Regions from separate parts of the Homo sapiens genome. Here region 2 is linked to region 1. Evidence: read pairs that join two places in POLR2A ChIA-PET (ENCODE). Cell type or tissue: K562. All regions are shown on one strand. Each heading gives the region's core, and the rest is flanking DNA. Links, peaks and the distances in the headings are about the cores only. Region 1 overlaps RNF121 (ring finger protein 121). Region 2 overlaps NUMA1 (nuclear mitotic apparatus protein 1).

Region 1 (2,922 bases), core at 320-2,819:
CAAGAAGTCCAGTCAACCATCCCATAAAAAATCACAAACATCCCCTCCACAACATTCCTGACAGGTTGCTAACTTGTACTAAAACACAGCTTATAATACCAGGCACGGTGGCTCACGCCTGTAATCCCAACACTTTGGGAGGCTGAGGCAGGCGGATTGCTTGAGTTCAGGAGGGCGAGACCAGCCTAGGCAACCTGGCAAAACCCTCTCTCCACCAAAAATACAAAAAATTAGCCTGGTGCTGTGGTGTGCGCGTGTAGTCCCAGCTACTTGGAAGTCTGAGGTGGGAGGATCACCTGAGCCTGCAGAAGTAGAGGCTGCAGTGAGCCGAAATCGCCATACTGCACCACTGCATTCCAGTATGGGCAATCAGAATAAGACCTTGTCTCAGGAAAAAAAAAGGTATCCAATTGGAAAAGAAGAAGTGAAACTCTACTCTCAGATGACCAATCTTATATATAAAAAATCCTAAAAAAAACTTTAAAAACTATTAGAGCTAATAAATTCAGCAAAGTTGGAAGACTAACACAAAACGATCAGTTGAAATTCTATATATTAGCAATGAATAATTCAAAAAGGAAATTTTTAAAAATTCCATTAACAATGGCATCAAAAAGAATAACATACTTAGGAATAAGTTTAACAAAGGAGGTGCAAGACTTGTACATTGAAAACTACAAAACATTGATGAAAGAGATTAAAGACCCAAATAAATGAAAAGATATCCTGTGTTCAGGTACTGGAAGATTAATATTGTTAAGATGGAAACATTTCCCCAAACAATCTAGAGAATCAAACCAATCTTTATCAAAATTCCAACTGATTTTGTTTGTAAAATGGAAACGTTGATATTAAAATTAATAAGGAATTGCAAAGGACTCAGAATAGCTGAAACAATCTTGAAAAATAATAACAAAGTTGAGGAACATACTTTCCAATTTCAGAACTTACTACAGTGCTACAGTAATCATAACAATGTGGTACCTGCAAAAGAACAGACATATAGATCAACGGAATAAAACTGAGAGTACAAAAATAAGCCAACATATCTTTGATCAATTGATTTCTGACAAGGTCGTGACATGCCACGACCATCCAATGGAGAAAGAAGTCTCTTCAATAAATGATGCTGGGACAACTGGCTATCCACATGCAAAAGAATGAACTTAGATTCTTATCTCACACCATTTACAAAAACTCAAAATGGACCAAAACTCCAAATGTAAGAGCTAAGACTATAAAACTCTTTTTTTTTTGGGAAGGAGTCTTGCTCTGTTATCAGGCTGGGGTGCAGTGGTGCGATCTTGGCTCATTGCAACCTCCAACTCCCTGATTCAAGCGATTCTCCTGCCTCAGCCTTCCGAGTAGCTGGGATTACAGGCACGTGCCACCACGCCCAGCTATTTTTGTATTTTTATTAGAGACGGGGTTTCACCATGTTGGCCAGGCTGGTCTCAAACTCCTGACCTTGTGATCCGCCCACCTCAGCCTCCCAAAGTGCTGGAATTACAGGCTTGAGCCACCCCACCGGGCCAAGACTATGAAACTCTTCAAAGAAAACATAAGAGTAATCTCTATGACCTTGGACTTGGCAATGGATTCTTAGATATGACACTAAAAGCACAACCAATAAAATTAAAAAATAGATATACTGAACTTCATCAAAATTAAAAACTGTTTATGCATCAAAGGACACTATCAATAAAGTGTCAAGACAACCGATAAAATGTGAGGAAATATTTTAAAATCATATATCTGATAATGGTCTATTATCCAGATTATATAAAGTACTCTAACAACTCAACAAAAAGACAAAAAATTCAACCAAAAATTGGGCAAAGACTTAAACAAACATTTCTCTAAGGAAAATATACAAATGACCCATAAGCACAGGAAAAGATGCCCAACATCATTAGTCATTAGGGAAATACAAATCAACACCACAATGACATCTACATCCACTAAAGTAGCTATAATAAATAAAATTTAAAAAAAAACGGAGTGAAAGAAGTAAGAAGTCTTGATAAGAATGTGGAGGAATGAAAACCCAACCCACGTTAGGACAGAATGGAAAATTGTGCAGCTTCTGTGGAAAACAATTTCTCAGTTCCTCAAAACATTAAACACAGAGTTACCACATGACTCAGCAATTCCACTCCTAGGTAGATTTCTTTTCTTATTTTCTAAAGATATGAGTTTAAGTTTCTCAGTGTAAGATGTGCTATCATGTTAGCATATCCTCTCACCAATAAAATTCAGCATTATGTTTACAGGATGTGGTAGTAACAAGTAAACTGCACATTCCTAGTACAACTGGCCTCATTAAGTCACAGACACATCTCCTGTTAAGAATTAACTAATGAATAACACATCAGTGGTTTTCTAACAGTGCTATGATGAGTCCTAGAGATTTCAGAGGGGGAAGCAGAGGTGTTAGGGTTACCCAACCTTCATATCAAGCAGAGCAGCCTCTTAACTGTTTCCCAGATTGAGTTTTTCCTTAAGATAATGTTTAAAGAAAGGATTCCACACTTAAGGAAAAAGTTCTTATTGAAAATTACTGCAGTGCATATATGCATACTCACTTTCTTCAGAATAGGTTGTAAAAATCTGCCGGGCGCGGTGGCTCACGCCTGTAATCCCAGCACTTTGGGAGGCCGAGGCGGATCACAAGGTCAGGAGATCGAGACCATCCTGGCTAACACAGTGAAACCCCGTCTCTACTAAAAATACAAAAAAATTAGTCAGGCGTGATGGTGGGCACCTGTAGTCCCAGCTATGCGGGAAGCCGAGGCAGGAGAATGGCGTGAACCCGGGAGGCGGAGCTTGCAGTGAGCAGAGATTGCACCACTGCACTCCCGCCTGGGCGACACAGCGAGACTCTGTCTCAAAAAAAAAAAAAAAAAAATCTTTGCAGATTAG
Region 2 (2,922 bases), core at 148-2,647, 110 kb before region 1:
TTTGTCTGATTCTTCTTGATTAGATTCAGGTTAGGCATTTTTGGTAGAAGAACTATATAGATTAATACAATAGTTTGATTGATGAGGCTGACACTAAAATACATAGAAGCAGTATCTGATTTTGCAAGACAGTATATAATTTAGCACTTATTTGTGTTGTCTAATCTATAAACCCTATAGGAATTTACAGAAGAAGGAATTCAGTAGGACTTGGATAACTAGGAATGAAATACTTTGGCAGAAAGATGGGGTTTGGAAAATGAACAGAATTGGAGGCAGTTGGGATATGGTTAGATAAGCTGTGATTTGGGCTTCCCATCCTACTATTAAGGTTGTGTATCATGAAAAGTGACTTTGAGGGTTCTGTATCTTCCATGGTGTTTGCACTGCTAGAAGCCTAATGGTGTAGAGCTCTTGCTTTGGCATCAGACAGGTCTAGAGACTGTGCCCAGCATTTTGCCAGTTACCTAACCTTGGGGAAGTTTTCTCATTTGCAAGATAGAGTATTAATAACTATTTAAAAGGTTATCGTGATGCTCACAGTGAGACACTACATAAATATTTGAATTAAAATATTTGAATGCCTTTAGGGGGGTGCAGCGTTTCCTAGATCTGCCATGTGCCCCACTGGATCATTCATTTTGTTTTGTTTGGATACGTGGTTTCGCTCTGTTGCCCAGGCTGGAGTCCAGTGGCACGGTCTCAGCTCACTGCAGCCTCCCAAGTGGGTGGGACCCAGGCACACTCCACCACACCTAGCTAATTTTTTGTATTTTTGTAGAGACGGAGTTTTACTATGTTGCCCAGGTTGGTCTGGAACTCCTGAGCTCAAGCGATCTGCCCACCTTGGCTTCCCAAAGTGCTGGGATTACCGCTGTGAGCCACTGGGCCTTGCCTGGATAATTTGTTTCTGTTACCTGCCTGACCCCTGAAGATGTTTGAATTTACCACTCCTGGATAATTGAAAGCAGGGAAATGAGAAAAGGCTTGGCTCACGCAGAGAGAAGTGGGAAGACTGGCTTGATCAATTCAGAGTATATTCTGTAGAATAGTGGGAAATAAGGTTGAATAAATGACTTGAGGCCATATAATGGAGGATTTGGAAAGTTAAGCCAAAGAATTTAGATATGATGCTTTAGGGAGAAGAAAACTGGAAGATTTTTGAGCAGGAGGAGAGACACTTGAAAATGAGAGTGGTGTGGGGCCTCCTGAGGAAGAAGTTTTCTGGCTTAAAGACTGAAATCCTAACAGGGCAGGGCCTTCACAGTGCTGACCAAGTGTGGGTGTGGCTTGGCAGTCTTGCCACAGAAGGCCAGAATTTCTGCCCCAGTGACTCTTCCTGCTCTGCCACTGACTCACCCCGTTGACCTGGCCTGCATGGCTTCCCTTCTGCTTGCTGTCTGATCCACAGAACGCTGGGGTTGCCCAGGATAATGTGAGGCTGAGCTCACTAAGAGTGGGTGGGTTAGGGGAATGAATAATCATTCCTGTCCCTTTGCCCCTTCCCTAGGTGGAAACTAATTCTAAGCCAGACTGCTGGAGATCACCCTGTTCTAGTGTGTGGAGGCTTCCACCAGGAGGTAAGTCAAAATGGTTTCTGCCCTCTAGTTTTTCATAGGTCAGCTTTGTCCTGAGCAGGATCTCTACCATTTACTTTTTCCCTGACCCAGATTCTTCAAAGTGATTGTCTTTGTCTTTCAATTATTTGAGGCAAACAGGTTACTGTAGGAGGAGAGCAGAGAGGTTTAATAAAGATATTTTTCTAACTGTGGGAGGGTGGTGTCCAGAGGTTTTCATTGGCCCTTGCTCTGAGGTAGATTGCCCAGAACTCTTGTGAGCCAGACACTAAACATTGGCCATTGAGGCCACTGCAGAGAAGTCCTGGTTTTTAAGCCATCATTTCTCTGCTACTGGGTTTCAGAACCATTCTTGGTGTGCTTTAGTGTCCCAAGTTATTTCTGTCCCTTTTGATCAGGGGAGTGAAGGAAGTGAGAAGCAGGGGAGGAGGAGCTGTATACATAAGTATGTGTGGGTGCATTATGCTGGGAGTTTGGGTGTCTGGGTTTCTCATCCTGACTGTTGCTAACCAGATGTGTGACCAGGGACAAATTGCCTAACCTCAATGGACTGAACTTTTCTCATATGTAAAAAGGGACAGTTAGGATTATATGATCTTGAAGATTTCTTCCAGGGCCAAAATTTATCATTATATAATGTGTAATTATAAAGTGATATAATAGTTGAACAAATGTGACAGATATTGTACATGTCTTGCCCCCTTGATTGTAATTATGGGGCAATTAGAATGTTTTTAAGTTTGACCCCTTCAAAGTAATTGTGTTCTCAGCCTTTAGATTTCCTTTGGTGATGGTGTCATTGCCTCAGACTGCCTCTGAGCCAATCTTTTGAATATCCTCAGAGGTAGCAAATCTTTACTCTTAGCTTGGTGGATTCAATTTTTAGAAACAGCCAGAAGATGCCGTGAGCCAAAGATTCATGCAAGGCAATACCTTTTTTGGTGAAGGATGAGGTGTGACTATAAAACAGTAACACCGAATTTTTCTGTTTGTCTCACATGGAGTAGACTTTAAAGGCAGCTCCCAAAGAAGTGTTTTGTTAGAATAAGTAAATAACTTCCTAAGGAGAGTATTTTGATTGCAGTTTTCATTTGATTTAATAAGATTAGAAATGTCTGCTGGAAAACAAGTCACTTTCCTTTATAGTGACTGTGCATATGCTTGCTTATAGGTTGGGGTGACTAGATAATGGAGAAAACTGGCCTTTCTTTTCTTTTTTTTTTCCAGACAGGGTCTCTCTCTGTCACCCAGACTGGAGTGCAATGGCGGGATCTCAGCTCACTGCAACCTCCACCTCTCGGGTTCAAGCGATTCTCCTGCCTCAGCCTCCCTAGTAGCTATGATT

The links. ChIA-PET counts read pairs that join two places held together with the same protein. Peaks named below come from ENCODE experiments on the same cell type or tissue, not always from the same donor. Only the 100,000 strongest peaks of a DNase experiment are listed, where the experiment ranks them.
Region 2: POLR2A ChIA-PET joins it to region 1 with 6 read pairs; 3 of 35 experiments call an interaction of 5 or more read pairs at or near these places.

What each region holds. Positions count from the first base shown.
Region 1 is chr11:71,961,953-71,964,874 of GRCh38, reverse strand. The region is part of intron 3 of RNF121 (ring finger protein 121); the gene reads right to left. Among named protein-coding and RNA genes, the nearest start is that of RNF121, 34 kb to the right of the region's middle. RefSeq lists an enhancer at 2,020-2,139. In K562, for the core only: no CTCF peak of the experiment used is centred there; no DNase peak of the experiment used is centred there.
Region 2 is chr11:72,068,500-72,071,421 of GRCh38, reverse strand. NUMA1 (nuclear mitotic apparatus protein 1) reads left to right here. Exons shown (of 27, transcript NM_006185.4): 2 at 1,511-1,580. Among named protein-coding and RNA genes, the nearest start is that of MIR3165, 2.3 kb to the left of the region's middle. In K562, for the core only: no CTCF peak of the experiment used is centred there; a DNase peak (open chromatin) is centred at 1,323.